Linked DNA regions of Mus musculus: regions 1, 2, 3 and 4 are each linked to region 5. Evidence: chromatin loops called from intact Hi-C (ENCODE). Cell type or tissue: heart. All regions are shown on one strand. Region 1 holds the start of Arhgef5 (Rho guanine nucleotide exchange factor (GEF) 5). Region 2 overlaps Tpk1 (thiamine pyrophosphokinase). Region 3 overlaps Arhgef5 (Rho guanine nucleotide exchange factor (GEF) 5). Region 4 overlaps Tpk1 (thiamine pyrophosphokinase). Region 5 holds the start of Tpk1 (thiamine pyrophosphokinase).

What was found. Peaks named below come from ENCODE experiments on the same cell type or tissue, not always from the same donor. Only the 100,000 strongest peaks of a DNase experiment are listed, where the experiment ranks them.
Region 1: a loop joins it to region 5, with 2.6 times the contacts of the local background. A loop is called at or near these places in 7 of 42 quality-filtered maps.
Region 2: a loop joins it to region 5, with 9 times the contacts of the local background. A loop is called at or near these places in 11 of 42 quality-filtered maps.
Region 3: a loop joins it to region 5, with 2.1 times the contacts of the local background. A loop is called at or near these places in 5 of 42 quality-filtered maps.
Region 4: it touches region 5 in a loop (2.1-fold over the local background); 2 of 42 quality-filtered maps call a loop at or near these places.

What each region holds. Positions count from the first base shown.
Region 1 is chr6:43,263,714-43,268,713 of GRCm38, forward strand. Arhgef5 (Rho guanine nucleotide exchange factor (GEF) 5) reads left to right here and starts at 1,931. Exons shown (of 15, transcript NM_133674.1): 1 at 1,931-2,030. In heart, a CTCF peak has its summit at 2,845; DNase peaks (open chromatin) are centred at 1,848 and 2,918; H3K4me3 peaks cover 2,374 bases; H3K27ac peaks cover 1,695 bases.
Region 2 is chr6:43,392,989-43,397,988 of GRCm38, forward strand. The region is part of intron 8 of Tpk1 (thiamine pyrophosphokinase); the gene reads right to left. Among named protein-coding and RNA genes, the nearest start is that of Gm35113, 15 kb to the left of the region's middle. In heart, a CTCF peak has its summit at 2,729 (motif pointing right); no DNase peak of the experiment used is centred here.
Region 3 is chr6:43,275,442-43,280,441 of GRCm38, forward strand. Arhgef5 (Rho guanine nucleotide exchange factor (GEF) 5) reads left to right here. Exons shown (of 15, transcript NM_133674.1): 3 at 499-556; 4 at 1,096-1,157; 5 at 1,363-1,616; 6 at 4,002-4,162; 7 at 4,720-4,872. Among named protein-coding and RNA genes, the nearest start is that of Arhgef5, 12 kb to the left of the region's middle. In heart, a CTCF peak has its summit at 3,021 (motif pointing left); no DNase peak of the experiment used is centred here.
Region 4 is chr6:43,545,221-43,550,220 of GRCm38, forward strand. The region is part of intron 4 of Tpk1 (thiamine pyrophosphokinase); the gene reads right to left. Among named protein-coding and RNA genes, the nearest start is that of 9430018G01Rik, 110 kb to the left of the region's middle. In heart, no CTCF peak of the experiment used is centred here; no DNase peak of the experiment used is centred here.
Region 5 is chr6:43,663,200-43,668,199 of GRCm38, forward strand. It overlaps Tpk1 (thiamine pyrophosphokinase), which reads right to left and starts at 3,079. Exons shown (of 9, transcript NM_013861.4): 1 at 2,937-3,079; 2 at 2,561-2,618. The coding sequence starts at 2,603. In heart, a CTCF peak has its summit at 3,117; a DNase peak (open chromatin) is centred at 3,012; H3K4me3 peaks cover 1,512 bases; H3K27ac peaks cover 1,520 bases.

The sequences.
Region 1 (5,000 bases), 400 kb before region 5:
ACAGAGGTAAAATTCAAGTATTCAAGTCTACAAGCGTCTGACTTTACATTCCGCCCTCTTCCCACCACTCATTCTCTCTCATATCTAAGCGTTTTAGAGGACATATGATCCCAAATAAAGTCTCTTTATTTCAGAACTGGATGACAACCCTAACTCCAAAGTCCAGGCACCAAGTAATGTTAAAAAAAAAAAAAAAAAGATAAATAATGAAACTCAGTCTGCATGGTGAGGAGAGCTAGAGTAGTCTTATATATTGAATATTCATGAATACCCCGAAGATAGGGGCAGGGTCAAGAAGAAGCAAACTGCCTAAGAAATCACTTCAACTTTTCTACATCTTACTACCTGGCGAACATTTATTTCCCTGTTTAACTAGTGAAAAGAGCTGGAGATCAGAGCAAAGAGGATAGAGACTTAAAGAGCAACAATGTTGCCAGCTCAGAATCAGCACACACCAGGAGGTCAGGCTGTGAGAGCCAGATGAAGAGAAAAGGGAAAGTGAGCTTTCACTGAGGAGAGCCAAGGGCAGCAATGAGAATGCCCAGCTCCCTGTCCACACTAGCTGTGCCCAAGCAGGAGTGCTGACAGACACCAGCAACTTCTGCAGCAGAGGTTAACAAAATGTGTTCACCCACTAGAGATCAGGACTTTCTGAGTCCTTAGGGTTTCTCTCCCAGTCTAGAAGGAACTTTTTGACCAGCTTTAATTTTCAGATTCTCTTCACTCCTTGTTCTATGCCCTTGCTGGGTTTATGAAGCATGCTGGCCTGCCCTTATATGGCCGAATCCTAGACTTGGCATTTCTTATTATTTCCTGTATACTTCACTGCAATTATGAGTGTGTCTAAGCTAGCTAAACTCTTTAAAGTTTAATCCTCCAAAAGAGCATGACGGAACTAGGGCATTTTTTGAACACTGCATTGCTTCGGGACTATCAGAGAGGAGGCCTTTCTCCCTTGGTCATGTTTGATTCTGCAGGGCCTTCCAAACAACTGCTTAGCCTCTTCTGCCAGGGCCAGTGCAGCAGCGGTGGACACAGGGATCAGGGGACAGTCTACCCACAAAAGCTGATTGCAGTTGTGGGCCACAGCATTCCTAAAAGAAAAACAGCCAAAGAGCCTGTTAATTCTCCTGGGGAAAAAGTCATTATGGTACCCCCCAGAGCCAGGAATGGGTTTGGGGAGGGAGCCTGTGGACAGAACATCCAAAGTTCCTGTCATTAGGTAAAGGTGTGTGTGTGTGTGTGTGTGTGTGTGTGTGTGTGTGTGTGTGTATTCTCTCTCCGAATACTGGAAAGAACAGAGGAGGGTCATACAAACTGAGACATAAGATCTTAAAATGAACTCTGGAACATGGTGGCAAACAGAGGCTATCTACAGAAAAGACATAAGAATGTTTCACATGCACCCAGTGAAGAGAGAGAGGAACATGGGAAGGAGAGAGGGGGGTAGAGAGGGAGAGACAAGAGATAGAGAAGCATACAGACAGGAACAGAAGAACTTGTGCAAGAACCCTTTATCTTATGGCAAACACCAAGTAAAGAAACACGCTGACAATCCCAAATCTCAGATGTTCGGAAACATCGAGGGGCAGAAAGTCAGCCGGGTCCGGATGAGCCTCAGTTGGAGACCTGACGAGGACCCACGGAGGAAGAGACACGCAGGGGAGTCTAGGGCCACGCCGGACACCGGCGAGTCCCGTGCCCAGTTCTCTCCTGCGGCTCCTTGGTGACTCCTGCCTGGGTTCTGCCCCTGGACGGCCACGGCCTGCCGGTGCTGTGGGTAGAGCTCAATCCCGCGGAGCTCGCTCTTCCCAGCTCTGCCCGGAGCTGCCCCTCCCCCGGGAAGGTGTGTCCCTGTTTCCTCACCTGAAACTTCCTTGGGAGAAGCCGGTCCCTCCCTCCCGTCCGGCGGCAGGGGCGGGCCGCGGGTGGGGCGCCGGGGCGGCCTGGCCTGGCTGGGGACCGCGGCGGGCGCCCGGACCTGGAGGGGACTCTCGGGCCAGCCCGGGGCAGCATGTGACTCCGACCAGGTGGGTGCTCTCTTCTCTTCTGAGCCCCGGACTCTGGGTGGTCGTGGAGCCGGGTGGAGGTAAGGCAGGGGCGGGAAAGAAGAGAGAACTAGGCCTCCCCCGGGACCAGTCCCGGCCAGGTCCCGGGGCGCAGACTCCGGAAATGGGGGGCTGGGCCAGTGGGCCGGGCTCCGAGTGAGGGGCTGAGTACCTGGTCGGGACCGGGAAGGGAGCTGGAAGGAATGGCCTCCTGGCAAACTTTGCTTTCCAACCAGGTCTGAGCCTTGGAAATGGGCACCCTGCCCCGCAATGTTCCCGGGCCAATAATCAGAACTTTTTTCCACCCGGAAAGTCGGGGCCCTGGGGAAAGCTAACTCCTATGATAAAGAATTCTTGAGATTCAGTTTCTAGACGGTTCCTTACCTGGAAGTGTCTTTTTTTTTTCTTTTGTAACCAGGCCTGGGCCTTGCTTCGTTATCTTCGCGGCATTTACATGCCTACGTATGTGTGAATCTATGTACACACCTCTCTCTCCGCTGTTAACTAAGGCTCTGAAATCTGAATCAGGGATCCTTGCCCTGAGTTCCCTCTCCCCCATTTACCTGTGTATAGGGAGTTTCTTGTTGGCCTCGGCACAAGGTTCTAAGGAACGTGTAAGAGAGCTATTCGGAATATCGCGGTGCGGTAGCCCATTTTCAGAGCCCTAGTTTGGGGCATCTTCTATAAATGCCTTTTTCCAGAACTGATCCGGGAGAGCTAGCCCTAGAGCCTCAGTTTTCAAGTCTTCTTCCCCTCCCCCTTTCCTGGATCTTGGGTTCTCTGGACAATCTTGTCCTCCTGTCGGCCTAGCAGTGAACTCTGGCCAGCGCTGTGTCAGACTGAGGGGGAAGGGCACACCAAACTGGAGAGTTGAGAGGGTGGTTTTCCTTTCAGCTTCCTTCCTCCCTTGCTCTCCCACTGTGCTCTCAGCTTTACTTCAAAAGCACCAAGTCCCAGAGAAACAGCCCCCAGTGTGGCCTCTTCCCACACTTCCTGCTTTATCTACACCTGGGGTATGCAAGCTTCTGGCTCTATCAAAACAGTCATCATTTGTTAACCAGTCCTCGGGTCTAAGACAGAACCCATGGACCTTAAAAGGACTTGGAGGGGACAAGGGGGAGGCTGAGTAGAGGACAGACAGCTTCTAAATTCTAAGTTTGTGGTAAAAGAGAGATGTAAGCATTGGGAGGGACAAGTCAGAAGGAATGTGAAGGGGTACCTCTTTTCAAAAGAATACAGAAATTGAAGATGTAGCCAAAGTTTTCATATATCTGTTTTCCCTGGAGGGTATGGCTGCCCATAATGTGGTTTGTCTGAAGTTGTGTGTGGTCACGTTATGGACTTGCCTGTCTTTGGGATAGACGTCATTTGTGGTGTCTGGAATAGTCACTTACCCTGGTGTGGACAGAAGTGCGATCTCCTGAGATAATGTTGTAGAGAATGGTATAGACACAAACAGGTGTTAGCCTGTGTTGTAAACAGGACCCTGTACCTGCAATGTGTGTAGAGTAAGCTGGCCACTTGGAGTGTCTGTAAAGTACACAATGTCATTTGTATGCCAATGACAAACAAGTCACACCTTGTTTGACTGGATGGCCCCATAGTCACTGGTAGGCCTAAGGGCATAAGCATCCTCACTTAAGAGTGCTCTTATATAAGACCACCTGGCCCCTAAGACAACCCATGATATTGTCTAAGACATTGGACAATAGGTAAAAAGGTGCTTATTCCATTCTTTACTGGATTGGTTGGACAAGTTATAACACTGGTGTCATACTATACTTATTTCGGTGTCTGGAATATTGAGGGTAGTAATGTCAAACACTAAATCAAAGTACATATCTATGTGGTGATTATATGAGCTAAATGAAATGAAGAGGGTATCTTTTGGATTCCTCCAAATTCCAAGTGGGAGATTTGTTTTCTTACTGTAGGCAGAAGTATAGATGCCATTGTAAATGCAGAAGCAATCCCAAGAGGTAAGGAAGGGTATCTTTGAAATCCTTTTACACCTGGATAATTAGAAATGGACAAGAGCTAAAGTGTTGGTTGTGGAGTCTCTGTGAGACTGTGGAGGTCTTACTGTGTTCTGCACTGTTCTGTTAATGGGATCACTTGGAGCTTTGTCTATGGGGTCTTGAAGATGTGAAATGTCTCTGGTCTGGAGAGAAACCAGTTCCCTGTGGTGCTGTGCCCTGTCTCTCCCTGTATGCAGATAAATAGTGATTAGTCATCCCAGATGAGAGGGATATGAGGATGTTTCATCTCTTAACGGAATAGGTAGCTTAAAAAAATTCCGTTCTAATGCCTTCATATGAATGTTTTACAGATTTCCTTTAGCTTTATCCATATTCTAGCTGGGTCATGCCTGTTTGCATAGGATTATTAAGTTAGAATTAAATATAAGAACTAACAGTATGTGCTAACTTTGGGGTATAAACAATTAAGTGGCTTTCTTTCTTTCTTTCCCTTTTTCTCCTTCCTTCCTTCTTCCTTCCCTCCCTCCCTTATCTCTCTCTCTCTCTCTCTCTCTCTCTCTCTCTCTCTCTCTCTCTCTCTCTCTCTCTCTTTCCTTCTTCCTGGGTTTTTGAAACAGAGTTTCTCTTTGTAGTTCTGACAGACCTAGAATTCACTTAGTAAACTAGGCTAGCCCCAAACTTAAAGATCTTGCTGGCTCCACCTCCTGATTGCTGGGATTGAAGGGGCATGCCACTACCCTTCTTCTAAGGGTATGATGATATTGGAGAGAGGGTTCCAGACAGTACAGATGCTGATGAGGAAAGATAACAGGGTTTGTCACATAGTTTTCTGAGGCAGGTAGGAGCAAGTTTCAGTGAGCAAATAGGTTATTTAACATGTGGCTGAGAGAATAAGGTCACATTATGTATCATTTATACATTTTATATTTAAGAGCTAGATTAGAGTAAATCACATACTGCATTTTCATAACTG
Region 2 (5,000 bases), 270 kb before region 5:
TGTAATAGATTTCCCATTTAGAACTGAACACACCACACTCTCCTATTCTTTGCATCTTGACCAGCTGTGCATCTCTGTGTTAGTAGCTATTTGTTGGAAAAAGAAGTTTCTTTGAGTTTTGAGAGATGGAACTCATACCAGGTACAGTTTTGGGGGCCACAGACTTGTGGCTCAATAGGACACAGGCTCTAGGGAGAACCTATTACTAGAACTCTGGACATAGCATTAAACAGAATACAAATGACTTTTTATTATACCCACAAATTAATGCAGCTCTCAAACCTCATACACATTCATTTATAACTGTCACTTATTGAGGATTATAACATTACCAACAGGAGGCTAAAAACCTCCCATTTTGCTACAATTTGGGAGTGCCTGATGCATGCCCATTCACAGATATGCATATGTACACATGTGCACGCACATGAAGCTTCACACCTCACTGGCCACACTGGTTTGATTTCTGTTTACCTCCCACTAAGTATTTAACCTGCTCATTTGCTTTCTATTCTATGGAATAGGGGGGTGACTAGCTGCCAGGTTATACTGGAACAAATACATTTCTTTTGTACTTCAGGTAAAATAAATGGTTGCAGTTTGTATCTCTGTAGACAAAATCCTCAAGCAACTGCAAACTTGGAAAAGACTGCAAAATGCTATTTGCAGTTTTCTATTTGCTAGCTTGTTCGGTCCTACACTTGGACCTGGTCTTCCCTATGCTGAAACTTCTGCACTCCTAAGGATTGTCACATAGAAATAGCACCAAGATGGCCATTGCTTGGATGCCTGCTAGGGTTGTCCTTAACCTGATAGTGTAGTAATTAGGTTCCAAGATGTTTCAAGGAAAAGGTGAAGGTGGACTGCAATGAGCTCACATGTTTATTTCTGACATACCCTGGCAGGGACCCTCACTTCCCCTTTCTTGTATTCAACTATTGATATGGTCCTGCTCAACTCAAATCTAAACCATGAAGTCCTCTCAAACCATGGTGATTTCCTATATACATACTTCAGGCTGGGAATTTCCTTGAATATATTGGTCTTCCTCCTCACTTATATAAAGAACCTTTCTTTTCCCACAGGACTTTCACGCTCTTCATATGAAACACACACACAAACATTGTGACTGCTTATCCAACAAGCACCACAGAAACATATTTCTTGACTTGGATTTCAAAATGTTCCTTGTTTGAAAGGAAAATTAATCCTGATGGTTTGAACGTTTGCCAAGTGGATTTTCTTACATGGTTGGAAACTCACACAATAACCATTAATAAACAGGCCATTTGCAAAGAACTCCAATGTCTATGTGCAAGGTCTAACATGATTAGAATTTGAGATTGTATAATTTAAAATTGTTTTTGTAAACATTATATTTATAGGTTGTCAAATGCATTTACCATAGATATATTATGAAACTAGACTCCATTTAAAGATATTTTACAGCAATGGATATGGGTTAATACTTTCAACTACAGTTAAGTATTATATCTAAAGGAATAATGAGATTTATGAAATATCAATTCTATAAATACATCTAACTATATATGTATATAACTATATAACTATATATATATAACTATATATATATGTATATATATATATGTATACATATATAACTCTTGGAGGTAATATGCAAAATGAAGTATGCTGAAAAAATTAAAAACTGTTCTTTTTCACACATTTGTGAATGTGACATCTAAGTTACTTATTTATGAGGATTTCCTAATACATTATTAAGCATGCTGCAAGATATTTTGGAAAAGTAATGAAGGCTTAGTAATGCAAAATATTTCTCTAGCCTTTGCACTCTAAGAAACAAATGAGGCAAGGCTTTCTTTTCAGTTGATGACTTCAGCGCTTCTTCTCCATCACCTCATTTATCACTTTATTCTGTGCATAAAGTCGTCTGCACTGTTATAAACTGGTCCCAGCTCCTCTACTAGATGCTAAGCTCTCTGGAGGTGGGTCAGGGAATTAGCATCCTTTGTACAGCCCAAAAGCAGAATTCCCATTGTATAATATGCGGATATGATGAATAAGTAAAAGAGTTTACCAAAGAGAGATGGAGGAGGATGAGGAACAAGAATGTGAATGACAACCCGGTTGCCACCTGCTCAAGCCACCATGCTAGCTCAGCACTTAATCCATAAGATTGCATCATCTGTACAACTAGCTTTATTCAAAAACATTCATCCATTGCGTTTAACAGTTTCTTGCTCTGAGGTACTTTTCTCTCCAAGTCGTCAGAGAAACTCATTAACATAGAAGAACATTAAATATACATGATAGAATGAGTTCTGAATTGTTGGAGTTGTAAGTGATAAGGGTTCTTTTTAAGAACTGTGAAGTTACTCTAAAAGGGGAGAGCACAGTAATAGACTGGGTCACAGTCTGACTTTATTTGAAGTAACCAGGAAGTCAAATACTATGCCTCAAAAGGGTTATCAAAGAAAAGTCTTGGAAAAGTAGGCAATCAAATTAATACAGAATAAAATATAACGCAATACTCATTTCCTTAGGAGTCGTTTTAGACATTTAAATATGGAAACACAACATTTATAAGCATATATACATACATAGATGTATACATATATACACATATAAAACTAAGTAACAAGGTATTACTGCATGCACAGGAACTCTAACCATGTACACATCTCAATTCTTTGGAGAAATGCTACTTGAAGAGCACGAGAGCTGGTGTCGACATTATTCAGTGTATTCTGTAGATGGCACTACAGGTCCAGCAATGATCCCCTGCTCCTAAGTCTTGCCTTCACTGTCTAGCTTAGTTAAGCATCATTCTGTACTCTATGAAACCCATGTCTGTTCTGAGAGCAGCAGCAGCTCTCATTTACAACTGCAGGCCACAACTCCAGTCTGCAATGTAATTAAACATTTCCTTAGAATGGATTATGTCCCACAAAGGCTGGGCTGCTAAAATGATTCTATTTATTCTGTGGTATAGCTTTCAGTGTGTTGTTCAGTGTAGTCCGATGCTAGTTTCCAAGGTCAGAAAAAAGTTTCATTGATAGAATGAAAGATAATGAAGCATTACTGTGAGTACTTGAACTCACAGTACCAAATGAACATTTTTTCTGGCATTTAAATTGCACTGTCTGGCCCAGGAAGTTAAGCAACACTCTACAGGGAGGCAAGTTTCATGTGTGCTGAAGGTGACAGACAAGGGGTGAAGATAGAGCTGTTTTACACCAGGCTTGGATGCCAAGGTAGGATGAGACGTGCACGCTGGCCCAAGCACTGAGGAAATACAAAGGTCAACAATACTTCTAGTCTCAAAACCCATATTTTTATGTCATCTTGTATTGATGACTGTTTAGCATTTTTGCAGATGTCACTAATGGCGACATAAGAAGAAGAAAAAAATAGTACAAGTGGATCCACAGAACCAGTGTGTACCTTTCCCCCAATTCTTGACTTTTTATTTTTCTAGCAAATCTCAAGTCAACAAAATATGTGAAGGCTAAGTAGTCATTATTCTTTGTAGGTAAACCATTTATAAACAGTTTGGGGCAAGACTAACAGTTACTCATTATGACCATCAAGGCAAAGGTTATTCAATGAAGGGCATTCTTGGCACAGGTGCACTGCTAAAAGGAAACAAGCCCTACAGTCCTTGCCCTCTATTTGTGCTCTGCTCTGAACAAGATGCTCTGCTGAACTTTTGTAGCTGACAGTCACCCAGACCATGGGAGACAGTTAATTTCTCTTGACCTTTGTCTGAGCCACTTAGGTGAAAAAGCTGACGGGGAAGAGATGAGATGCCCTCTTGCTATCCTCTCCTTAGAGCTCATTGCTTCAAGAAGCCTCTCATGCTCAAGGCCCATGTGGCCCAAGAAGCACAGTGCAGGAATCAAGAGTGGAGGACAATTCAAGGCAGATGCTTCCCATCCAGAAGCAGGGAGATGTCAAGATGAGGAGAAAGCAGAGTGGAACTTTGGACAGAAGGACAAGAAGGCTGTAATGTATCAATTCTGACCCTTAATACCTCAAGCTGACTGCAGAGATTTTACTTTTCAATTACCTGGATGTTGAGATGCCAAAAAGAAGCCAACAGGGACTCAGAGCTCTAAAAAAATCCAGCATATAACAACATGAATAAGAACACTCACAAACAAGTTGTCAGTACAATGCTGTTACTTTTCTCTGTGTCTCAGGTTTGAGTGCACATCTTAACAATGTCTGCAGATGGGGACATTGAACCATTCAACACTCTGACTATAGCATCTTCCTTGCCATATTTCAATTAAGCCATTTCCAATCAACTCTTTTGATTCAATAGCCCTTGAATCCATAGCCAGCAGTTCTGGGGTGAGGGTGTTGTGGTTTGAATAGTAAAGGCTCACATAGACTCATGTGTTTGGATGTGTGGCTAAAGGGAGTGGCTCTAGTAGGAGGTGTGGCCTTATGAAGTAAGTGTAGCCCCTTGGAGGAAATGGGCTGAGGATTAAAGGACTCCTATGCTCAAGTTATACCCAGTGAGGTACACAGTCTCCTGTTGCTGTTGGATCAAGAACTCTCAGCTCTTTCTCCAGCCTGCACTCTGTCATGCTTTTGCCCTGATGATAATTGACTAAATCCACAAAATAGTGTAGGGGGTCCATGATTTGATGAAGAATGATAGCCAGGATTCAAATAGTATGCAAAAGCAAAGAACGTTTTATTCTGTAAAAGTCTTAGCATGCTGGGGTCTACCATCTTCCAACATGGAAGTGACAGAGTGAACTCGAAGGCCCAATTTAAATCACATTAGGGGAATTCCAGGGCAGGGTAGGTGACCTCTCTTTTAATCTGTTGGCTCTATCTCTAGAGACATTCCAGAACTATTGCTGGGACATGGGAGCTGGAAACTGTTGCTGGGGAAGTATGGAAACTGCTGCTAACCCATTGAATTTTCCTCAGGCCAGCTTCTGAGGCCTAGACTTGCCTTGTTACCTTCTTGGAAACAGAGATTAAGGCCTAATATTCTAGAC
Region 3 (5,000 bases), 390 kb before region 5:
GACTCTAGAACCATTTATGTTAGACAAAGCTTTTGATTGTACATCTTCCATCTGCGAGGTCTCTATTGCTCTCTCTGCAGCTTCATTCACCTGCATCACCTACATCAGCTCAGAAAGTCATGACCCACCATGATCCTGTCAGAATGTTCCGCCACCCTTCTTACCTTTCCATCTTCTGCTTCCCCTGAAACTCACTTCTTCTTGAAATTGCCAGACTCCTTCATTTGCTGTATCTTTCGAAAATCTTAAAGTACCCTTACTTTGTGCATTTCCTGTCTTGCATGAAGGCTGGGGGCATAGCTAATATATCTTCTGGAATTTCTACCCTGACATGAGCGCCAGGGACACAGTAGGTACTGGGCTTTAGAATACCTTTGGAATCATTGTCTTCTCTTCCAGATTCCAATAGAACTGTCTTCCCTTTGCTCAGCTGTGGCTCCTGCTTATCCTTTCACCTACTCTAAATGTCCTTGTTGTGCCACCCATTTCACTTTTCAGATTTACGAAATCCAGCTGCGGGAAGACTTCCTGGCTCTTCAGATTCTGTTGTTTTCCGGTGAGTTGCCCTGACTCTTCAGTAATTCAACTGTACTGTCTTCATTTATGACACTAAGATTTCTCTAGTAAGAATTCAGTGGATAAAGATCCTGGAATCGAGAATTGCTGGTGCTTTTATGTCTAAAAAGTAAGGAGAGGAAGAAAGAGGCACCACAACTGCGGAGAAGGAAGGTGTTTGTACCTACCCAGTTCTGCCTGCTGTGTCAGAGTCACCTGTTGTCCTCCTAAGGCATATGGCTATAAAGCAGTCTCCTTCACATACTATCCCAAAGACCCCTGAGTTACAAAGTAGAGTTATTGTTTGAGATGCCCCACTGCATTTCTAAGTTCTCCCTAAGTCCTAAGATCTCCCTGGACTATGAGATAAGGAAGAAGGGTTGAATGGAAGGACCCGTGATGGGGACGGCTGAAGCAACTTTCCTTCAGTCCTGTCATCCCAGCATGTATATGGAAGGTTAGAGGATTTTAAATCTAAAGTCACTCAGGGTCTGCTGTCTCACAGTCAGTAAGCAACCTCAAATCCTGCCTACTCCACAGGGAGAAGAAACCAAAGGAGGGGATGGGAGGCTTTTCAAGACGTTGCTCCAAGCTCATCTCCTGTGAGTACTTTAAAGCAGATCTATAGGCTTGTGTGTGCTTTCTGTCTAAAATGGGACAGGGACTCATGACTGCCAGCAATTGAATGGTGGTGTTCAGAGAAATGGTTGCCAGAGGTCAGCCATAGATGCCAGTTTCTGTTGGTGGGCTTCTACTCACTTCGTTTTCTCAGGATTTTCTCCTTTTCCTATGTATCTTCACCCGTAGCCCAGCTACTTTATCAGGAGTACAGTGATGTTGTTCTGAACAAGGAGATTCAGAGCCAGCAGCGGCTGGACAGCCTGGCCGAGCCACATGGGCTCTCTTCCCCACGGCATCGTCGAAAGGCACTGGTCTCTTCAGACTCCTACCTACAGCGCCTCTCTATGGCCTCCAGTGGCTCCCTCTGGCAGGAAATCCCTGTGGTGCGCAATAGCACAGTGCTGCTCTCCATGACCCATGAAGATCAAAAACTGCAAGAGGTACCACCAGGGCAGGGCAAGGGAAAGCAAGGGGAATAAAGTCAGATTCGCTAATGTTTTATCTCCTCCTCACCTCTGCCACCAAGAGCAGGTTCTCCCCACCCCAGGCTCACCTGGATACATAGTGACTGCTCAGTGCCACACTGAAGAATGTGAAGTGCTCTGAGAATCCAGCATATTCCCTTCTTCCCTCACTCGTGCATGTGCCGTCTACTCTTTCCTGTACTGGCTTGAACTCATACAGAGTGACCTTGCCTTGGAATCTGTTGGGAGGGGTGTGAGAGTAACTTCATCGAGATAATCTCCTCTCCACATCTACAAGTGTTTCACACAAGCCATATACTCATTTTTGCTGGTCTTTTGAAGAGGACAGCCAAAAGTTTTCCTTTGGTTCTTTGATCTCACTTAGGCTTTACTATATCCCCGCTTGGTCATCATCCCCAGGACTAGGACTGCAGGAGACACTGCTTGTCTGGTTCTAAGCAGTGAGCATTAGTAAGTTTTTCTTGGGCAGATTCTGCTTTTATATTTGTCTGAAGGAGGAGGTAGAACATTCCTTCCCAGGGAGAAAATAGGGCACAGTGGGGTAGACTTAATATCTAAGTCATTGTGTTCTATAACAGTGATGGAGACACGATGCCTTTGTTACTATCTGTTTCTTGACTTTGGCCAAGTCACCTTGCTGTCTCTAAGCCCTTTGTAAAACAGATACACAGAGTTACTGGGAGAATAAGAAAGATAAATGGTTACTACAGAACAGTCAGTCAGAAAATATTGACTATTTGAATTTAGATGATGTAAGCCTGGCTTCAATTAATGGGATAATCTTGGATAAGTTATATAATTTAACTGGAAATTTTAAAATACCAGTGTCTAGAAAATTACTAACCTGTCCTGTGTTTATTGATCAAATAATGGGAAGATGACATGAACTCTCTGAAGTCACAAGGGTCCTGATTCTAGCCTTGATCCCTCTTGACTTTGCAAGAAGAGCCACCTAAGTATCACCACCTCACGCTACATATTCATTTCATAAAATAGCATCTTGGGAATCTGCAGTGTTCTTCCACAGACTCTCTTCCTATTGAAAACTGTGTTTGCTGAAGTGTCTTTGTGGTGGTGGGGTGGTCACTCTATATAAAAAGACAAAACAATAACAACAAAAACCCTGAGTTTCTGAGTGTTAAATGAGCCACTTTAAGCCATGTGGTCTTTGATGGTTATGTTGAGAATAAACCTGCAGTATCATAGTTTGGGCTTGTATATTAAGTTCAGCTGTGGTTGGCTATTTCAGTGATCAGCAAGGGATGCCTATCTTACTGTTTTCCAAGTAGTCTGAGTGACCATGCTGGGAAAAGGAGTCCACTCATCATGTGTATGAGTTATTGCTCCCTCTGCTGGAGCCTTCATGCACATTCTTAAGTGACAATTGTAGCATCTTCTCTCATGTATCCTGTTTCTTTTTATTCCCATCTCTCCTCAGACATAAAATTGAGCTTGTCATCTTCCTCTCTCTCCCTGACACAGACCTCTCTGGCTTAGTCCATGATTCCACCATCTAACCTATTGCCTAACCAAAAGCAGGGTGGTGGCTTTGGCTCCTCCTCTTTACACCCCACTTCTAGCAAATAAGCAACGCCTTCCAAGTCCTCTTTGATGACTAGAGTGGTGCATTTTTCCACATGCCTCTGAGTGATAGGCCTTCATCTCCCATCTAGACATGTTACCCAATTTCCCAGCAGGGCTCTTACGTCTTCTGGCCTCTTCCACACATTGCTAAAAGGTATTCTCATTCTAAGAAACGAAACAAAACAGAACCAAGAAGCAACCCAGCTAATTCCTGACCTTTTTACATTTTCACATCTCTTTAGGCTTAGATCCTGCTGTGCGGTTGACATGATCCACCAGGCCTCGTGCCTCATTGCTACTTGTCCCTCCGGCTTTATTTTCGTTTTTTCTTTTCTTTTAAATAAAAGCTCTACAAGTGCTCAACTTAATTGTTTCTTTTCTAAAAGTAAACTTCATCGTGTTTAAAATATTAACCACCTTATTACGAGATCCAGCACAGTCTATTTGTTGGTAAAATGTTTACTATCGCATGGTAAATTAACATAACTATGATATCACAGTTATTTGTGTATAGGTATGAATGTATCTTTAAGTTTCTTGAAAACATAAAGGCTCTGTTCACGTTATTGGGCCCCTAAGTTGACTCTGGCATACTCAAATACTCCTTGTGTTCCTCCTAGACTAAGTTTCATTACTATGACTGATGAAAAGATATAGCTAATTCAGTGATCAACCCTAAACCATTGTTCAGCAACTTTTATCTACCAGACAGTTCATAAAAGTATTCATTAATCTTCCTCTTGTCCAATCTTCTAGGCCAAGTTTGAGCTGATTGTGTCAGAAGCATCTTACCTGCGCAGTCTAAACATAGCTGTGGATCATTTCCAACATTCAGCCCAGCTGCGGGGCACCCTGTCCAACCAGGATCATCAGTGGCTCTTCTCTCGTTTGCAGGATGTACGAGATGTCAGCACCACGTGAGACTTCTTCCAAACTCCATTCTATCAACCTTGCTGTGCTTAGCCATTGAGATTGCAGCTGATTTTGTCCCACTTAGAAACCTTCTCTTTGTCAGAGTCTCTGGATAAAAGTGGGCCTGGGCTCCCTCCATGACCTTCAGGGGTAGAAAGGGGGATAGGAAAAACTAAGAAGAGGAGGGTATGGAAGGTCACAGGTCTATTGATATAGATGAGTGAGAAGTGCTTCCTGGATTGAGATTTTATCTATGTTCTGGGTTTGTACCGCAGTGAACACAAGCTATAAGAACCACTGGAAGACTGGCAAACCAGAATAGAATAAAAAAAAAAAAGAAGAAAAAGAAATAGAATAGTAGAATTCTATTTAATTTCCATCAGAAATAAACTAGTATCAACCTAGGGGTTGGTTGGTACTACATAGCAAGGGCACAGAGCTAAGGAGAGTCAGGAGAAGTTAGTGATTCATGGAATTAGCTGCAGGCTCAGAATATACAGGACTCAGACAGATGCTGGGCTGAGGACCCAGTAGCTCATGAGACTGTTTAAATATTACACAGGTTCCTTTCAGACCTAGAAGAAAACTTTGAGAACAACATCTTCTCCTTCCAAGTGTGTGATGTTGTCTTGAATCATGCCGCAGACTTCCACCGTGTCTACCTGCCTTATGTCACCAACCAGACCTATCAGGAACGCACCTTCCAAAGTCTAATGTAAGAATGATCCCTCTCCATTCCCTTAGTGGACATTGCAGTGACCTTGACTCAATCCCCAGCCCAGAGCCCTCTCTCATGAGTATATGTTCTTGTGCCTGCTATGTCATCTGAAGTTTCAGCCCATT
Region 4 (5,000 bases), 120 kb before region 5:
TTAGATCTGTTGAAATAGGGAGTTATGAGTAAAAGTTTCTGGTAAGATACATACTGAAGCTTAGTTATGAACAAAAGTTTATACTATATGCTTGTTGAATAAAGGAAGAGGCAAAACTCAAGTTCATAAGGAGAACAGCTAAAAGCTTCAGAGATCGCTACCCTGGAGTGCAGGGCTATCTCAAGGTTTACATTACTGTAAGTGCAATTTGGATGTTTTGCCACAAAATTTATAATGAACTCTGGAGTAAAATGAATTCCACCATCAATCTTCTGTTTTCTAGCAATAGGAGACATTGCTGCTTTGGTTGCAACATAGCCATCAACTCAAATGTCATGGCCTATGGTGATATGTTGCCAAACAATCCAAACACTGACCCTAGAATTAGGGTTATTTTTCTGGATCTCTGTCCATTAATATAAACCTCCAACTTTAGTAAATTGAAAACCACAACAGAAGTATATAAATGACTGTTTGCAACCACATACATAAGTGATTTGTGTAAGTGTGTATAAAGGGACAGACAGAGACTATCTTATGACTCCCTTAAAAAAATTGGAAAAGACTCAACAGTTAATATTAATTGTTGATCTTCCAGAGGACCCAGAATTGATTGCAGGATCAATTCCTAGGATCATTGTTAAGTGACGCATGACCATCTATACCTCCAGCTATTGAAGATCTGATGCCTCTGGCCTCCTTGGGTACCTATCTGTACTTATATGTACATATGCACCTGCAGTTAAATATACATCATTAAAAAGAACAAAATCATTTCTTTAAAACTAAAGAAAAAACCCAAAATGGTAATTTGTAATTGTTCCCAATCACTATTTTTTCAAGAAATAAAATTAAAAGAGCCATATGTTACTCCAAACTTTTGACAAATGATGCCAGATTTTTTTGAACAATCAACAGAAGGTAATTTATTTCTGAGAATTCCATCCACAGAGCAGGAAGGGAAAAAGGTTCTGTCAGGAACATTCTTTATGAAATAGAATAGCCATAAAGAACAATGCCTCTGATTAAATTTAGCTGTAAACTGACTTCCTGCAGCTGCTAAAAGTGATCTCACTCGAAGAATTTATTCCAAGCTCAGAAATGACCTGACAAACTCAGCCCTTTGCATACACATCTGGCCTTCTTCTTGTACCCCCAAATGATTCAAAGCCATACACGATAACTCTGAGATCTGTGATTTATGCCATTTGATATCCAACCAACTCAAGTATATTACTAAGGTAATCTACCCAATAATTCAAGATAAATATACCCTCCCAGTCTGTTGTGTAAGGTTCTTTAATACCAAGATTTCTAGAGTAAATACTCTTTTAAATGTGCTAGTCATTTCTCCCATCCGTCTTTTTGATTCAAAGTTCCAATAGTATTGGCCTGCTTACAAAGCTCAGTGATTTGACTGTATAAATACTTTTTAAATAGAAACTTACAGTAGCACATGACTAATCACTGATCAGGGTGCATTGTACAAATTAAGCAGAACCAAGTACTTCCTCTTCCCAAAGGAAGGCTTGTGCAGGTCTCCTTCCCATGTACATTAAAGCACAGTGAAAGCTGTATTTCCTATCTGTGCCTGAAGTACTTGAAAATAGTGAAAACAAATCCCATCTTTAAGGCAAGTTGTCACAGGGAGGTGGAATTAACTATTTTATATAGTGGAGGTTATTGACTTCAAATTTATGCTCAAATTCTTAACACCAATTTACTCCTCACACACACACACACCTACATATACACATACATATGTATATGTAGGTGTGTGTGTGTATATATATAGTCTTGTCTGATAAAAGCATCTAATAAGACTGACCTAGCATTTGTAATTTTTTTACTGATGCAGAAAATGTAGGCCATTTATGAGTCTTTTCCATTAGTTCTATAACCCTCATTATTGACACCTTCCAGAATTTTCATCAGTTCTAATTTGTATAACTAAGGAACATCCATCCAGAGGCAGTCCTTGAGAAGCAGTGGCAGATGCAACTAAAAGGTAAATGCAGGCCAGGCAGTGGTGGCACACGCCTTTAATCCCAGCACTTGGGAGGCACAGGCAGGTGGATTTCTGAGGTTGAGGCCAGCCTTGTCTACAGAGTGAGTTCCAGGACAGCCACGGCTACACAGAGAAACCCTGTCTTGAAACAAACAAACAAACAAACAAACAAACAAACAAAAAAGGTAAATGCAGGAAGAGGGTGGTTTGCAGTTTGGTTTTTGTTGCTGTTGTGAACACCATCACAGAAAGCAGCTCAGGGAGGAAAGAGGTGATTTGGCCAACATGTCTGGATCACCATGTATAAGAGAGGGAAACCAAGGTAGGACCTCAAGAAGGACGAGAACTCTGGAGACAAGAAATGATGCATAGGCCACAGAAGAGTGCTGCTTACTGACTTGCTCTCTATGGCTTGTGCACCCTGCTGTCTTCTACAGCTCAGGACCACCTGCCCATGGGTAGCACAGACCACAACGGTGCATTCTTAAATCAAGAAAATATCACAACAGTTTTGCCTACAGGCCAATTTTATGGAGGTATTTTTGCACCTAAAGTTCCCTCTTTTCATGTGACCCTAGTGAAGGGGGTCTTCCCTGGTTCTTGTTTGCTGACAAGGCCCACAGAAGAGATAAGGAGTCAGTGAGGGGAGGGAGTCAGGCAGTGGTTTAGGGAATCATGCAGCTTGAACTGACCAGCAACCAGATTGCTTCTTTATCTACACAGGTTTCACACAACAGAAATAGACTAACAGTTATCCAAGAAGTACAGATTATGTGTTTGATTTTTCATTACAGGCTATAAAGTAGGGGAAGTTTTAGTCAATCTGTCTTATTTACTGAGTTTTATTCCTCCAGGAGGGTATCATGTATGACCCCTATCTTCAGAGAGCTCTAAGCTTATTGTAAAGGAAGGGCCTTGAATCTGTAACCTGTCCTCCTGGTGAGTCAGTTTGTCAATTGTCTCTGCTTACCCTGCACCAAATACACTGATTGAGTTTGCTCAAGAGCAGATTCCCCAAGAAGATGCCCTGGAGTAATGGCTTCATCTACTATGTACTTATCTGTGCTTAATGATCTCCAGGGCATAAGGAAGACTTCCAGCTAGGGCTGGAAAAAAGTTAATTTGACTATTTTTCTAAAAAGACTCAGACATAATTTTCTCAGAAAAGGACATAAAATTAATCACAATGCAGAAAGTCCCCAAGAATGGAAGACACAGAGACCAAAACACAAAAGTAGGAGATAGGAATGACAGTGACTGCGTTCAGCTTTGCTGGAACTAACTATGTCAGACAGCTCTGCTGGTTTAGTGACTCTCAGCATTTCTAGTATACATGCCTGTGCCACCCGAGCTTGTGTCAAGTTCAGAAAAATAAGTCAGAAAGGATGCGATAATTGTGTTGAATAGATACACAAATACATAATGCCCCAGTCATTAGAAGATTACACACCAGCAAAGAACAGCAAATACATTACTGATACACACGAATATGAGCAAATGCACAAATATTTGATTGGGGGAGGGGGCATTTGTTTGTTTGTTTGGAATACTGGGGGACATGCCATGGTGTGCACACACAGGGTAAAGGACAACTTGCAGGAGTTAGCTCTCTTTTGCTACCATGTGGAATCTAGGGCTCTACCTCAGGTTGTCATGTGGGTACTAGAGACCTGAACTTAGGCCTTCCATACTGATTAAGCTCTCTCCCAGGCCCAGGTTATTTCAATTGGATTTTCATCCTGGTTTACATGGAACAGAGTTTAATAGGGATAATTAGGGTCATAACAGTCATCCTCTGGGAAGTGTGGCCAATCCGCTGATAGAGGACTTGCAAGCACAGAAAAAACTATAAGTTTGAAAAGGGAACTTTGTCCAGGGCTACGTCTTCTGCATTCTAGAGAATCACCTCACCTCACCACTGAGTTATAGCCTCTGCTCTGAAATCTTCACAGTGAGAAAATTAAGGCAAGATGTGTTCTGTTATTCTTACTAAACATACTTCCCCTCAGTCCTATCACTGAGCAAGTGTACTCAGCAGAGAACCTTTGTATGAATGCAGCAGCATCTCTGAGATGCCTGTCTTGTAAATTACAGCAATCCTTCCTATGCATTTCAGCAACCTAAAATAATGTTTACATAAAATTAACCTCTAAGACTTCCTATTTAGATTTCTGTATGCATCATTTACTCAGAACAAAAGATGAAAACAACCCTCACCATCTCAAATATCCTTAAACAGAACACCATCAAGTCATAGCTGTTTCTTAAGACTGTTCTGCAAATTAGCCTGAAAAATCTCTAAATCCCAGTCATGAATAACACATACACACACACACAGACACACAGACACACAGACACACACACATTTCACACTTAGCACTGATGTACATACTATATGCTGTTCTCAAACTATTAATGAATTCAAATCTAAGTACCTTGCTCAGAATAAGAAATATTTGATAGAAATTAGTATACAAAATAATGTAGCAGTCTGTCATAAAGGAAACACAAGCTAAGTAATTTTAAGCAAAAATAAATATTATTTTTAGATACAAAACATTATACTGCATATAATTATGATAGTACAAAAATAATATATGCAATTATGAAATATTTCTTCAGCATTAACATACTTAAAATCTGATTTTACAAGTGAGAAATCCCTTGCTAAAAAAAAAAAAAGCTCAGTCTCAGTGCCATCTCTGTTGAGATATCAATGAAAGAGCATTAATTCAATAAGTTTTCAGATGCTCATTAGTGCACTAGATATTAGAGGCATGCAAAGATGATTAAGTGTGATTACCAAAATCGAGCAGTTCACCACCCAGTGAAGGGTATAAGGCACATCTTCACAAGATAAAATGAGAGAGTAAATAATTAAAAAGCATTATGCAAAGTTAGGAAGCAATAGATCACTAGAAATTTATAATCTAGTAAAGGGCATTAGTCCTTACAACTCTAAATCAAGGTAAAATGGGGATGGGGCCCTGAG
Region 5 (5,000 bases):
TTTCCTAACACGCACCCTAGGTTGCACAAAGTACTCGCACCCTACCATGAGCCCTAGATTGGATCCCCACTACCACATCACATCAGGTGTGGTGGTGATAGGCATCTGTCATCACAACCGGAAGAGATGAGGTGACCAGAAGCTCTGAGGAATTCACTGTGTAGCAAGATGGAAGTGACGAAACAGGAAGAAATGAAGGGATGGATGAAGGGAAGGAGAAAACAATAGTAAGATGTTTATATGATCCACAACAAAGACGTCAACGGAACTTGATAGAGAGGAGGAAGTGTTAGTTTCTAAGTTTAGGTATTTAAACATTTGAGCCCACACTTGAGAAGAAGGTGTAAAGCTGTTTGCCTTTAGTGAGGAGGATGGAGCACAAGCATAAGGCACAGACCTGCAAGGCACATACTTTACCACTAAGCTGAGACCCCAGCTAAGTAGAATGGTCTGTTTACTTACAAACACTTCTATTTTTCTTTCAGAAAAAAATGTACAAGGATCTCATAAAACATCAAAGTTAAAATACATACACATTTTAACTCACTGTTCCAAACTAGTCATCTGCAAAACAATGTATAATAAATATCCTTTCTGTCTGAAATAAGTATTAACAGTTATTTCCAGAAGACGACAGTAAAATATTAGTGGTTTGGGGAAGGCTTTATTTACTTGATTAAAAAAAAAGAAAAGCCCTCCAATAAAAATGGGACTAGGCACTGTGCTGGTCTCAGAGTTACCATTCAATTTTACTCCATCTTACATGGACCTAAAGTCAGCAGAAACATGCCTGTGGTCCCTGTTTTCAAGGCCAAAGTTAAAAGTGAGATAGGAATACAGAGGAAGAAATTCTGAAAAACCACCCAAGGAACACTGATCCTGGCTTGGCAATTTTGTATCTGACACAGGTATCTACACCACAGTGTTACAGGCCTTGCTCCAGTGTAGACATAAAAGTGCACAAAATTAAAGAGTCAAGGCTTCTCCACTGAGCCGGTTATAAAATCGAAGGCAAAGCACTTCAATTCCTATACATTACTATTCCCATCTCAGAACTGGCCCTGAACTCCCAGTGCCATTTTGTTTGCTCTGAGACTTTGCCATTGAATCTAACAACTCCTAGCTATTGAATCGAATTGCTTCACATGAATTCACTGATAGCACCAATAGCCCCAGGACAGACCTCTGCTCTCCAGATGAAGAAACAAAAGTGTAAGGTCCGAGAACCACTAAGCAGCAGGACTAACATTAAAACCCATAGATTCAAATTCTTCAACATCATCTTACACCACTTAGCCCTCTCTGTACTTTCAAGGCAGAAAACACTGACGATTTTTCAGAAACCAACATTCTTAATAAGTAATCTGAAGGACAGCGAGCCCACCAGGATCAAATGCTTATTTTTGGAAATGCTATTGGTTCTGCCATTATTAGATAATTAAAAAACTGTGAAATTTAATTTGCAAGATGTTGTGATGCTTTATGTCTGAAAAACTGTTTACAGTGAGAAACCGGAAACCTCATAACCACATTAATAAAACAACCTGTTTTAATTCTCAATCTATCACTATTTCCCTCACTTATATAAGATAAAAAGAATCAACAGTAGACTAGAGGTATACAAGGTGGTTCACAGGACCATAGACACCAGAGACATGGCATAGTAGCTAATGCGTATAATCCTATATCTAGAGAGGTAGCCCCAGAAAGATACCTGGGGTCCCTATCCAGTTGGCCAGCTGGCCAGCCTAGCCTAATCAATTATTTCCAGGTCAGTGAGAAACTCAGAAACAAAGTGGATGACAGCACCTGAGGAATGACACCCCAGAATGACATCTGACCCCCATATGCATATGCGCACATGTACCTACACAAACATCCATAGATAAAAAGTGTAACTTGAAAATTAAATACAACTAACTAGCCTTACAATTTATCACTGTAGTCAAATTACATAAGAATAAATGCTACTAATAAAACTCATTCCACATGTCATCATGTGAAGTACAATAACTTCAAAGTTTGAGAAATAAAAATCCTATGGGCTGGGTAATCAGTTTACTGATAAGTGTATCTTACCTAGCATTTTCAAGGCTCTGGACTCAATCCCCAGCACCAAGTTTTATAATAAAAATTAAAAGCCTTAGGGTTAAAACTTCAAGACACTGTATGTAACCATGTACTGATCTTGTACTAAGTTCAGGTACTTTCAAGATGATTAGAAACGTCCCTGACAGACAGCTATGGACATCCCTCACGTTCCCAGTGTCAAATGTTCCACGGTTGGATATGTGTGTTTGGCATGTTGGTTGTTTACTCTTGGAATATCAGGTAGAGGATACAAACTGTATCAACTCGCTCAGTCCTCACAAAAGTTCTACAGGGCAAAGACTAAATATTTATGTTCACTTTCCAAACAGGGAAACAGAGGCACAGGTGTGGTTGCTAACTTGCGCACAGGAAAAAGGAAATGGAGTTTTCGGTTAAGGCCTTCAGGGTAGGAATGAGGTCCCTCTGCGGGGCTCGTGCTGACACTGTAGCATGGTAAAGAATACGGTACCCGTAGGTAGCAGGGGTTCCAACGGGGTAAAGGCATGCTCCATAGCGGGGAATGGATTCTGTATGGAAAACAAAATAAGTCCCAAGTTATTTCCCAAACGTAATTCTGCGACAGGAGTAAGCATCCCGCAGCAGGCACTTTGGACCCGGCACTACGGGAGGCCAGGAAGGTGCAGCGGTGGGCGGGGGAAAGTCCCAGGCAGAGGCTGGAGAACCTGGAATCTCAAGCGAGCTCCAGGCTCCAGCTCCGGCCACTGCCTCTATTCACCCAGACGCCCCAGCTTCCATCCGGGGACTGGCGGCGAGGGGCGGCCTCCCTCGCTCCCTCTTTCCCGCGCCCCCGCCCCGCCAGCCCGCGCCGGCAGCCGCGCACTTACACAATGGCGGGTGGAGCCACGAGCGACGCGAGCGAGGGCTGCGGGAGTGACGGATCGAAAGCTCGGCGCTCGGCTGCGGAGCCTGGGGCGCGCCGCGCGTTCGCGGGAGAGGGCTTCGTGCGCGAGCACAGAGCCCCGCCTCTTCCGGAGGGGCCCCTGGCTGCCGCCTGCGTAGCTTCTAGCAACCGCGGGGTGCTTAGTACCAGCCTGCTGTGCTCAGTTCCCTGCACAGTGGAGAATTCCATCCACCTTCGCCCATCTGTTACACCCAGTCCACTGAGTCCACCTTCTCTTTCATCTTCTGCTTCCCGTGCTTTGCACAAACAGTGCTTTGTAAACATACCAATGGGAACCCTTTAAAATAAATCACCACGTTGTAGGAATGCAGCTTTTTTTTTTTTTTTTAGCAAAGCCAAAGAACCAAAATTTCACCACCACCATCTCTAAGCCAGCATAGATGAGGACTCAAAAATTCTGAGAACCTGTAGGTCTCCTGCTGGCCCAGAAATAACAGAGACCCATCCCTGCGTTTAAAAACCAGTTCCAGGTATACCGAGCTAGCCTCAAAAATCACTGTGTAGCGAAAGATGACTTCATTCATCTGGTCCTCCTGTTTCTTCCTTCTAAGTACTGCTCTTTCAATCATGACTACTATGTCAAGTTAATGTGGCTGGTGCTGGGTATCCAGCTAGTCAAACATTCTAACTGATGAACTTCCCCTTCCCCAGTCGGGTAATAGGTAAGTCCTTTTTAATCTTTTTAACTCAAACATCCATTTCTTTCTATTTAAAGATTCCAAATACACTTCCCAAACTTGGGCAATCATTATTCAATTCTTTCCAGTTTTGATGCCAACATTTTAGCTTCTAGCTAGCAGAACATACACTATTTGCCTTTCTTTGACAACTTACTTCACTTGGCAGGCATAATGTCCTCCCGTCCCATCCACATCTCTGTAAATTCCATTATTTCATTATTTTTATTACTGAAGAATGCCATTTCTCTATTACAATATCTTTGCAAAGGAATGCTACTTCAATAAACATAAGAGTACAGAGCATTTGACTGTGTTTTCCATTCTCTTTGGATGTATGCCCAGCAGTGGGATGAGTGAACCATATGGTAGTTCTATCACCTGTTTAGTTAAGGAGTTTCCATTGTGTTTTCCATAGGTCTACGCTAACTTAAACTTCCATTAACCATGATCGAGTTTCTCTTTCTCTGCATCCTTGCCCAGCTTCCTTACTTTCCCTTTGTAAGAATCCTTATCACTGTCCCTCTCTTCCATCTCTCATCTCTCTCATGTTGATATCCTGTTGTGGTTTTATTTTAACTCCCTGGGGATTTGCGATGGCGGGCAGTATTGTTTATGCTTTTTTGGCCATGTATGCATCCTTTCTTGAGACATGGCTATTCAAGTCATTGGCCCACTTCTAATTTAGATTATTTGTTGCCATGGTTGTTTGGAAAAGTTGTTAGATCTCAAACCCATGACAAAGAGCCAACATGGACCTGGTTGTCAGGTTCCCTCTGCATTGCTCAGTTCCTAGCTGTTTCAGGGTACGGATGGCATACCCCACCTCCTACTCTAAATGTCTCCAGCCCTTCCCATATAATCCAGCCATTTTGCATACCTGGTCCTTTTGTTTACCATCTCCTCTCCTGCCTCTCCCTTTTCCCCTCTCCTCACAAGTGTCAGCTCAGACTTCTTCCAGTTGTCCCCAACTCTGGCTGTGCTCTCCCTTTTATCTACAATAAACATTCTCCTTCACCACACCTAGGAGCAGTCATGTCCTTCCCTTTTGTTCCCTTTTTTCATTCACGTTCCTTACACATACTGAAAAAAAAAACAAAAAAACAATACAAATCTTTGTTCTAACCAATGTCTAAGTGTTTTTTCTTATATTGTCTTCTGGAATTTCACATCTCACATTTAAGTCTTGATCCATTTTTCCACTGACTATTATACCCAGTAGAAGATAGGTGTCTAGTTTCTTTTCTTCGCATACAGAAGTTCAGTTTCGCAGAACCTTTCACAAAAGGATAGCACCATCTCCAAGATAT